Linked DNA regions of Homo sapiens: region 1 is linked to region 2. Evidence: read pairs that join two places in POLR2A ChIA-PET (ENCODE). Cell type or tissue: CD4-positive, alpha-beta T cell. All regions are shown on one strand. Links, peaks and the distances in the headings refer to the core of each region. The heading gives the core; the rest is flanking DNA. Region 1 overlaps LOC124903858 (a long non-coding RNA gene). Region 2 has its middle 22 kb from the start of RNU1-3.

Evidence for each region. ChIA-PET counts read pairs that join two places held together with the same protein. Peaks named below come from ENCODE experiments on the same cell type or tissue, not always from the same donor. Only the 100,000 strongest peaks of a DNase experiment are listed, where the experiment ranks them.
Region 1: POLR2A ChIA-PET joins it to region 2 with 5 read pairs; 5 of 35 experiments call an interaction of 5 or more read pairs at or near these places.

The regions. Positions count from the first base shown.
Region 1 is chr1:16,704,334-16,709,694 of GRCh38, forward strand. LOC124903858 (a long non-coding RNA gene) reads left to right here. Exons shown (of 3, transcript XR_007065500.1): 3 at 1-1,122. It also overlaps the pseudogene ESPNP. Among named protein-coding and RNA genes, the nearest start is that of TRG-CCC5-1, 20 kb to the right of the region's middle. RefSeq lists enhancers at 3,260-3,799, 3,800-4,338. In CD4-positive, alpha-beta T cell, for the core only: a CTCF peak has its summit at 3,230; no DNase peak of the experiment used is centred there.
Region 2 is chr1:16,642,360-16,647,720 of GRCh38, forward strand. It overlaps the pseudogene CROCCP2 and the pseudogene MST1P2. Among named protein-coding and RNA genes, the nearest start is that of RNU1-3, 22 kb to the right of the region's middle. RefSeq lists enhancers at 2,025-2,815, 2,246-2,365, 2,456-2,555, 2,816-3,605, 4,317-4,936. In CD4-positive, alpha-beta T cell, for the core only: CTCF peaks have their summits at 2,452 and 2,651; DNase peaks (open chromatin) are centred at 812, 1,532, 2,382 and 3,092; H3K4me3 peaks cover 2,336 bases; H3K27ac peaks cover 1,650 bases.

The DNA.
Region 1 (5,361 bases), core at 65-5,064, 62 kb after region 2:
CAGGCAGAGGACCCAGGTTCCTGGGAAACTCCCTCCCCTGGCTCCTCCCTGATTAGGAGGGTGGAGAGATCGACGAGGAGGGGGCCTTGAGCTGCACCCCAGGGGGAGAACTGCCAGGAGATCGGCCTTCTCCCTCACAGATCGGCACAGGCTCCATGGGGAAGGGCACAGCACAGGCCCATCCCTAGTGACCTGGCTGGCAAGCCAGCTCTCCTTGCCAGACCTGGGACCTGGAGCAGACTCCCAACACCAGCCCGGCCTGTCTCCTGATGGGGCCCTTGGGGTAAGGGTAGGGCCTGGATGGCCAGCTGAGCAGTGATGGGCAGCCAGAGCTCAGGCTGCCAGGCCTGCCATTCCCCCGCCCTGCCCGGTCTGTGCGTCTGACCACAGGCCTGTCCCCTCCCGGTGCAGAGGGGGCTGTGGTAGGGGCCCTGCTTACATTGCCCATGCTGCCCCTGCTGCCGGCAAGCCCGCTTGCTCCGCTGCCTCCTGCCCAGGCCTGCTCCTCCTTGCCCCGTGCCCCCTCCCTACCTAAGAAGTGTCACAGGCACCCTGGGAGAGAGAGGCAGGCCTGGCACCAGGTAACGGCTCAGCGGCCGCGCTCATTGGCCCCGTAATTAGGGGCTCTGCTGGAGTGTTTGCCTTTTCTGGGCCAGCGTCTTCTGTGGCTTGGGTCTGTCCCTGCCTCAGCTGGGCCTGCTTGAGTGAGGGGACCAGGGCACACACACCCCACCCATTCCAGGGGACCAGGCCCTGTTACCTACCGCAGGAGTCAGGGGAGCCATAGGAGGTGGCATGGGCAGCACCCAAAGGTGCTCTTTACCTGGGCAACAGCAGTGGGTGCTGAGGGCACCAAGCCCTGACCCCTGTAGGCAGCAGATAAGAGGCTGGGCCACAGCAGGTGTACTGCGCCTGGCCTGAGCCACCCAGCTCTGCAGTCTGGGACTGTGGCTTCAAACTTTCCCTCCCCGACTTACTAGCTATTTCAGGCGAGTCACCTGTGCTTTTTGTGCCTATGTTTCTTTATCTGCAAATGGGGGTAACAGCACTACTTGCTCTGCTGAGCTCCAGGACATGGCGCCCAGTAAATGCCATACTGTCAAATTTTTTTTTTTTTTTTTTTAGACGGAGTTTTGTTCTTGTTGCCCAGGCTGGAGTACAGTGGCGCGGTCTTGGCTCAGTGCAACCTCCACCTCCTGAGTTCAAGCAATTCTCCTGCCTCAGCCTCCCAAGTAGTTGGAATTAAAGGCACCCGCCACCACACCCAGCTAATTTTTGTATATTTAGTAGAGATGGGGTTTCATCATGTTGACCAGGCTGGTCTCGAACCCTGACTTCAGGTGATCCACCCGCCTCAGCTTCTCAAAGTGCAGGCATGAGCCACCACACCCGGCCTGTCAACTTTTTTATTTTATTTTATTTTATTTTTAGACGGAGTCTTGCTCTGTCACCAGGCTGGAGTGCAGTGGCGCGGTCTTGGCTTACTGCAACCTCCGCCTCCTGGGTTCAAGCGATTCTCCTGCCTCAGCCTCCCGAGTAGCTGGGACTACAGGCGTGTGCTACCACACCTGACTAATTTTTTTTTTTTTTTGTAGTTTTAGTAGATACGGGGTTTCACCATGTTGGCCAGGATGGTCTTGATCTACTGACCTCGTGATCTGCCCGCCTCGGCCTCCCAAAGTGCTGGGATTACAGGCATGAGCCACCGCGCCTGGCCTGAGCCACTGCACCCAGCCAACTATTTTTTTAATGTACTGTGAAGAGTAACTGAGATTACACCTTTAAGGCACTCGGCAGGGTACCTGCCTAAGTCAGAATCCAATGAATAGTGTTTGCTGTCCTATGACCACTAGCAGCTGCATCCAGACAGGCCCTCAGGTGCCCTGGGCTCTGGTGCCACCCCCCATGGTCCCTCGACAGAGTCACAGGCTCTCTTAACTGATGGGGACCCACCACTGATGCAGAAATGTCCTTCCCTGTGTCCATCCCGGCTTATATACCCTAGTGACAGAGTGCTGACTACCTGCTGGGCCATTCATTCTCTTCCAGAGACTCTTTCTCGGGGGGAAGTTCACCCTCAGGCCCACCTGCAGCCTCTGGCCTCTGGGCCTTGCTGTGTTCTGCAGCCCCCAGAGCCAGGACCATCCCCCTGTGCTGGCAGGGACGACAGATGGACAGACGGTGCTCAGGGCACAGACCATCTGCCTTCTTCCCTCCGGGCCTCATTTCACAGCCACTCCATGGCCAGGCTGCCCCATGGAGTTGGTCCGCATCCTTTTGGGGTTGGCTGTGAGGCCCACTCTCTTCCCTGCCTATTGCCTCAAAGCAGGCATTGTACCAGATGGTGCAGAGCCCTCACTTGGAGACATCCACAGCTGAGTTCAAGTCCCAGTAGGTCACTTCGTGGCTGTCTCACCATAAAAACATAATTTAAAAAGAGTAGCATGGGTTTCCAGTTATGACCCAGCCATGAAGTCAGCTAATATATGGTGCAGGGGCAGAGAGGTGGCTCCTGGTCAGGCCATCAAGGTAGGTTCTCCACTCTACCACTTACTGGTGATGCGATCCTGGTGCCCCGCAGACTCCCTTTACCCATATGTGGAACGGGACACTTACACTCTCTTCTGCAGAGGGTGGCTGTGAGTTATACCCAAGCTAATGTCTATGGGTAGGTGAATGAGCCTGCCTGTTCCCAATGGGGCCTGTCTTGTGATTTCTCCAGCCTTACCCCTTGGGGTGACCCTGTTCTTCCCTGTCCTCTTTCCGTTAACCTTTGTGCCTCTACTCCCTCAGTCCCCAGCAGGCAGTGGTTCTGGGCTGACAGGTCGTGTGGGGTAGCGGGCTTCACGTCTCTGAACCTCAGCTTCCTCCTTGGTAAAAGGGGTGACGACACCCACCACTGGGGTGGAGGGGCGAGAAGAGAGAATGCAACAGGAGCAGCGCAGGGATCGTACCAGGTTCTCCACCGTGCGCAGGCAGTGGGTGCAGTGGCTGTGGCCGTTGAAGTCCGACAGGTCAGCGGCCGCGTACCCGTCGCGGTCGCGGACTTCCAGCTCCGCGCCGTTCACTACCAGGATCTGGCAGCACTGTGGGGGCACGCAGTGAGGACCCGGCCGCGGCCACGAGCTGGGACCCCCGCGCCCGGGCAGGGCCGTGCGGAGAGCGCGGTGCCAGCAGAGGGCGCGCGCCCCCACCCCGGGCCCGCGCTGACCTCTAGCTCCCCGTTCTCGGCGGCGTCGTACAGCGCGGTCCCGCCCCACAGGTCAGCCGAGATCTCCCCGCCGTGCAGCAGCAGCCAGCTGAGCACCTTGCTGTGGCCGCGGCTCGCCGCGAAGTGCGTGGCGGTGGCGCCGTCTTTGTCCTGCTCCGACAGGCTCACGTCGGTGCAGCTCACCTGGGCGGGAGGGGCGGGGAGAGAGGGCCGGGGGATGGGGGCCAGGCCCCTGCAGGCCCCGCCCACGGTCCTCCGCCCCACTCCTGATGGCCCCGCTCCCTCCACTCCCCGCCCTGCCGGCTCCGCCCCGTCTCCCCTCCGCACCGCCCGGGCCCGGAGCTCACCAACCACACGATGACCGGGCTGTGGCCCATCTGCGCCGCGGCGTGCAGTGGGGTCATGCCGTCGTGGGCGCGCGCGTGCGGGTCCGCGCCGCATTCCTGCACCAGGTACTGCGTCACCTCCAGGTGGCCCTCCTGGCACGCCAGGTACAGGGGCGTGGCACCGTTCTTGGTTTGGGCATTCACTCCCCTGCGGAGACACAGCGCCCACCGTGGGCTTTCAGCGCCTCACCCCCTCCGAGGCCTCCTTACCCGCCCCCCTCCCCTCCCGGGGAGCCCTGGACGGCAGGGAGAGTGGGCGGGAGAGGGCCCTGTCACCGGCCCGCTGCCGCCCGGGGGGCTCCGCCTGGACTGAGTCCTGAGCCACCCTCCCTCAGAGGCCCCTGAGGGCGTCCCACCCAGCACTGCCCTGCCCTCAGTCCCACTTTTTTTTTTTTTTTTTTTTTTTTGAGAAGAAGTCTAGCTCTGTCGCCCAGGCTGGAGTGCAGTGGCTGGATCTTGGCTCACTGCAATCTCTGCCTCCCGGGTTCAAGCGATTCTTCTGCTTCAGCCTCCTGAGTAGCTGGGATTACAGGCATGCGCCACCACGCCCCGCTAATCTTTTGTATTTTTAGTAGAGACGGGGTTTCACCATGTTGACCAGGCTGGTCTCGAACTTCTGACCTTGTGATCCGCCCGCCTCGGCCTCCCAAAGTGCTGGGATTACAGAGCCACCGCGCCCAGCCTCAGTCCCACTTTTTAACCGAGGTCTACAAAGATGTGGTGAGCTGGCCTTTCCTCCCCTCTCGCCCACTGTCACCATGAGTCCCCACAACTGCTGTGTCTGACCTCTATCCCTTTCATCGTGTGCCCCCTCCATCTGGAATGTCCTTCCATCCTCCTCCCTCTTGAAGACTCAGTACCCATCCCTCCTCCATGAGGGCCACCCTGATTTATTTCCCCCTTGCTGGCCTCCGCCCCACACTGCCCAGGGCCACTATGAGCATGACCTGTCATGCTTGGTTGACCATAACTGATTTTGACCTTTGCCTCCCCCAGAAGACTGAGTTCCCAGCGGGCAGGGTGGTAAGGGTTGCCAGACAAAATGCAGTTCACACAGTTCAACCGGAATTTCGGATGAACGGATAATGCTTTAGTATTCTATATCCCAAATATTGCATGGGACATACTTATACTAAAATACAACTTTTTTATCTGAGATTCAAAGCTAGTCAAACATCCCGGGTTTTGTTGTTGCTGTTTTTGTTAATCTGGCAGCCCTCGGGATGTCCACTATGTACTGAATGCTTCTGCTGTGCTAGCTCTGGGCTACGGCACTGGCAAGCAGGTTCTTCTTTTTTTATTTTTATTTTTGAGACGGAGTCTTTCTCTGTCATCCAGGCTGGAATGCAATGGCGCAATCTCAGCTCACTGCACCCTCTGCCTCCTGGGTTCAAGCCATTCTCCTGCCTGAGCCTCCCAAACAGCTGGGACTACAGGCATGTGCCACCACGCCTGGCTAATTTTCGTATTTTTAGCAGAAACCCAGTTTTGCCATCTTGGCCAGGCTGGTCTCAAACTCCTGAGCTCAAGTGATCCGCCTGTCTCGGCCTCCCAAAGTGCTGGGATTACAGGTGTGAGCCACTGCGCCCGGCCATCAACTATTACTGTGACCATCAACTGAGATTACACCGGTAAGGCACCTAGCAGGGGACCTGCCAGAATCAGAATTCAGTCAATGGTGCAGCTACAGCTGGGGAGGCTCACAGGTGGGGCTGGGACTCTGTGCCATCACCCATAGTCCCACAACAGAGGCACAGACTCAGC
Region 2 (5,361 bases), core at 163-5,162:
CACTCAAAAGTATTAAACTTGTAAAGAAAAGGCCCTGGAGGAGTTTGTTCTTTACAAGGTCAGTCAGAAGCTACAAGGGGCCAGGCTGGGGCCAAGGTGAGGGCAGGTACATGCAGGGGCAGATGCTGGGTGTGGAGTAGGTGCCAGGTGCTAGCTGGGCATGAATGTGCACCCGCTCCCTGACCTCTGCTCCCTGACTCTCACAAGGAACTAGCACTGCCTGGAGACAGGAAGAAGCAGCGTACGGAAGGCAGACTCTCTGGCCAGAGATCTCGCAGCCAGGAGCACAGTGAGAACAGAGCCTAAGCCTATCTGTCCAGAGCCCAGGCTCCCTTTCCCTACAACTGCAGCCTCCTTATTCTGCTCTGGCCCAGCAGAGTGAGGAGGGGCCGCCCACCCAGCCATACCTGCCGGTGGCTGCTGGGGGTGCATGGTCAGAAGAGGAAAGATGCGGTTCAGGTAGTCATTCAGCAGCTTCTCCTGCACAATGCCTGAGCCACAAGTCAGAAGGGAGAAAAGGGCCACACGATGAGTGCAGCTCCTGGCCCCTGCTGGCCCCAGAGACTTCTGGTCCTAGGCCAGCCACAGGTGCAGCAAGGCCTGAGGCCTTTGTCCCTTCCTTCTCCTCCCAACAAGAGGAGCCTCCTTCCTTCTCTGCCAGCCCTTACCTGTGACCCTGGATTTCTCAGCATCTGAGGTCAGCCTACAGCTCTTGCGGGAGAAAGACACGCCGGCCCCCTTGGATGCCATCCTTCGTCTCTCATGGGCAGCCAGTGGTCCTGGAGGCTGAGGCAGACACAGAGCCTGTCTACTCAGGGCCAGCCAGGGGCCCCCACACCTGACCTCAGTCCTGCCATGGCAGGAAGTCTTGGGAGCAGGTGAGGCCAGGGGCATGCACACTAACACATAGGACAGGGGAATGCAGGGGCTCCCAGCTTCCTACACAGGCAGGGTAGCCAGGGTCTAGGCCCATGTAACAGGGACCACTTCTTGTTCTCCAGTGTCCCTGTGCCCAGCACAGGGCTGGGCAGAGAGCAGGTACCAGATATATTTTTGCCAAACCATAACAAAATGTCTCAGCTCTGTGGAAATCAGACCAAAATGTCCAAAGTGAGGTGTCCTAGGGGCAGAGCCCCTGTATTCATCTCGGTTGTAAGCCATACTGAGTCCAGCTCACAACCAGAAGCGACAATCCTACACATTCCCCCAAGTGCAGACCACCACTGGTCTGGTCATCTCTAGCCATAAGTCCCACTTACTCCCCACAAGGCTGGAGCCTCTTTCCTCAGCCCTGGGTTCCTCCCTTCTTTTATCCATGGTCCTGATAGTTTCACTGTTCCCACTCACACATGTGGCCTCCCACCTCATCCAAGCACCACCCTTGCCCAGCCCTCATGGCAAACTCCATTGGTCCTCCTAGTGCATCTATCCCTCACATCATGTTGCTGCTGCAGCTGCTCCAAAACCTGCACTGAGTCCCTGGTGCTGGCCTCACTGATGTGTAGCTGTGCTGTCCAACACAGCAGCCGTCATCCACGTGAGGTTACTTAAATTTAAAGTTTTAAAAATTAACAATTCGATTTCTCAGTTGCCTCAGCCACATTTCAAGAGTTCAATGACCACATGTGGCTAACGGTTACTCTATTGGACAGCACAAAGGTAGAACATTCCCACCATCATATAAAGTTCTATTAGACAGCGCAGGTCTAGAGTTTCGCTCTGCAGCACTGCCTTAGCCAGCACTCCCTACTCTGCCGTTCAGTCTCTTATCTCGCCCCAAACAGACCCTCTACTCCCGCCACAAACCCCTGTGGGTCTGCACCACGCCTGCTCCTCGGGAAGGTGATTTTCCCGACCTCGGGCCCTCGGTGGGCCTCCATGATCGGTGCCCCTTCACTACCACAGTAGTTGAAGATCTGATTAAATGCAGTCATTCATTTGATGAGCAGACCTTCCAGACACCCACTCCGGGTGTCAGTTGCTGAGGACCCAGGTGAGAGGCGGACCTTGTCCCCGCCCGGGGACTCCCTGTCACGGCTATCCCGTCCAACCTCGCCGGGGTATCCGGGCTCAGAACTGAACCTACTCCGTCTGGGAGCCCAAGGATGGCTCCCCCAAGTCGCCCCCGCCTGGCCCCAAGCTCCAGAGGACCTGCCAGACCAGCTTCCGCTCGGAGTTTCGCACTCAGATCCCGGCGCTGCAGGTGCCCTCGCAGTGGACTAAACTGGACCGCGAAGGGAATAGCCGGAACCCGCCAGGCTCAGAGCCCTGCCGCCCCTCACTCACCCCGAGCCTCGGCCGCCGCGACCCGGTTCACAACATCCGCCCAACCTCTCGGCTACGGCGTCCGTTCAGGGCCAAATCACGCGCACGCTCGCGCGCTGAGCCTCCAGCCGCGCACGCGCACCGGCCCGCGCCCAGCCTCCGCTAGGGGACCCCCTCCGTGGCTTCCCACCGGGTTGTTCCAGGCCTCAGCTTCGCCGAAAGGCCTCACCACCTCCGACCTCCGCCTGCCCCGGGGATGCTCCCAGCCCTGCTGCGGCAGAACGCGACGTGCTAACCGGAATCCCTAGGCCGCCTGTCTCCTACCCATACTTGGAGGCCCCGCTCAGACGGTCCTGAAAACGTCTGAAAGGCGGTTCCTGCCAGAGTCCCTGCTACCTGTTACCTCCACCCCTATTTAGTCCTAGTGGACAGCTTCGCTCACCTTCCCTGGGATGACACTTCTGGCGGCTGAGATGAGCGAGCCTCTCTGGGCTCTGCCGCCGGGCGTGGGCTGACCTGCCTACAGCTGGGGCCTGATAAGGCAGCAGCAAAAGGGTGGAGGGGAGGCAGTGTTGAAGCTGGGGCAAGTAATTTTCCCCAATTTACAGGGAAAAACCGAAATTCAGAAAAGTTTAATGTCAGCCAGGGGCTGGAACCCAGACCTCTGGCAGCTGTCACTTTCACAATGCCCTTGGGCTGACTAGGCTGCAGAGGGGTTTCACCCCAACCCCAGGGCACCTCAAGTGGCCCCACCAAACCTTCCTAACACCTGACCACTAAGTAGGGAGGCCTCTCAGGGGGCTAGCTGTGCTAGGCCCTTGCAACTGACCTGTGGGACCTGAGGCCTGGCCCCTCATGGCTCCTGTCACCAGGTCTCAGGTCAGGGTCCAGCAGGCCCTGAGCTGACGTGCGGAGCCAGAGCCACCCAATCCCGTAGGGACAGGTTTCACAACTTCCCGGATGGGGCTGTGGTGGGTCACAGTGCAGCCTCCAGCCAGAAGGATGGGGTGGCTCCCACTCCTGCTGCTTCTGACTCAATGCTTAGGGGTCCCTGGTGAGTGCCCCCAACCTTGATCCCCATCTGCCTTCAGGAGGGGCTTGGCCCCATTCTCCTATTCTGGGATGAGAAAAAAGTCAGGGAGCCAGAGGCTCAGTGGGCATGGGGCAGTGACCTTGGCCTCTTGAGCACAGCTGGGAAGCCCTAGGAACACATAGACATGGCCCACTTAGGCCTCTATTAGCACGTCTGCTCTAGCACTGAAGCAGTGTTAGGACCACACAGATGCACGCACACAGCAGGCAGTGACCCCTCCTGAGCCTGATCTACCCCTCTAACCTAGCGTATGCCTTTGTGCAGGTGAGAGCCCAGCTTTGGAGTCTGAATGCCTAGCCAGGGCCCCTGGCTGGGTAATGTGATGGCTCTGAGCCTTAGCATTCTCATTTGAGAGATGAGATGGGGCAAGCTCCATCACCCACTGCTCTCACAGAGCGTGTGTGTTAGATCTGAGCCCGGTGCCTGGGCCACTACACAGAGGCACCGGTGATAACTACCAAGTCTGGGCCTGCTTCCCAGGGGAAATTTTTTGACAAGTATCTGTGCAGGGGGGCTAGACTGGCCCTTGAAAGTGCATACAGGGTCCATCCCAGAAGCCTTGTAGCTTTGATCCCCTGAATGAACAAACTGTGGACATGCCAATACACATTACTGACATGTATGCCCACCTGACCTGCACCCACTCTGCAGGGCAGCGCTCGCCATTGAATGACTTCTAGGTGCTCCGGGGCACAGAGCTACAGCGCCGCTACAAGCGGTGGTGCCCGGGCCTTGGCAGGAGGATGTGGCAGATGCTGAAGAGTGTGCTGGTCGCTGTGGGCCCTTAATGGACTGCCGGTGAGTGGCCACTGGGCATAGATAAGACTGGGGGCAGGGGAGCCTGGGCCGTGGCGTTACCTTGTGCCTTCTTCTCTCCAGGGCGTTCCACTACAATGTGAGCAGCCATGGTTGCCAACTGCTGCCATGGACTCAACACTCACCCCACACGAGGCTGCGGCATTCTGGGCGCTGTGACCTCTTCCAGGAGAAAGGCGAGTGGGGGTGGAGAGGGGCAGGGTGGGAGACAGGGGACCTCAGCCCAAGTTGATCTTCTGTCTCTTGCTCCCAGACTACATACGGACCTGCATCATGAACAATGGGGTTGGGTACCGGGGCACCATGGCCACGACCGTGGGTGGCCTGTCCTGCCAGGCTTGGAGCCACAAGTTCCCGAACGATCACCAGTGGGACAAACACCTTCCCTCCGTCCCGGCCTGGGACCTTCCCCCAGCACACACTATAGTGATGCTCTGGGCCCTCAGGTACATGCCCACGCTCCGGAATGGCCTGGAAGAGAACTTCTGCCGTAACCCTGATGGCGACCCCGGAGGTCCTTGGTGCCACACAACAGACCCTGCCGTGCGCTTCCAGAGCTGCGGCATCAAATCCTGCCGGGTGGGTAAGCGGCGCCGGGTCAAGCTGGGAGAGTGGAGGGACAAGCCCACGCCCATCCACGAACCCACTGGCTCTTTGTCTCCAGCCGCGTGTGTCTGGTGCAATGGCGAGGAATACCGCGGCGCGGTAGACCGCACCGAGTCAGGGCGCGAGTGCCAGCGCTGGGATCTTCAGCACCCGCACCAGCACCCCTTCGAGCCGGGCAAGTACGCGTAGGCGGTATCGGCGCCCTGGGGGCCGGGCTAGGGAAGGTCCAGGACTCCAGGGGCAGGGCTCCGTGTAGGGCAACTGGGCGGGGCCAGATAAGCCAGAGTCCCAGGGTCTTCTTCACGCCCCATTACCGCCCCCAGGTTCCTCGACCAAGGTCTGGACGACAACTATTGCCGGAATCCTGACGGCTCCGAGCGGCCATGGTGCTACACTACGGATCCGCAGATCGAGCGAGAATTCTGTGACCTCCCCCGCTGCGGTAGGCGGCGGGGACCAGGCCTGGGAGGGTACCTGGGAACCTTGGGGAGGGGCGTGGCTTGGCCGGGGAGGTCAGAGGGGCTGGGCGTGACCTGAGAGCATATCCCGTGGAGTACCGTACACCTGGGAAAGGCGGGTTT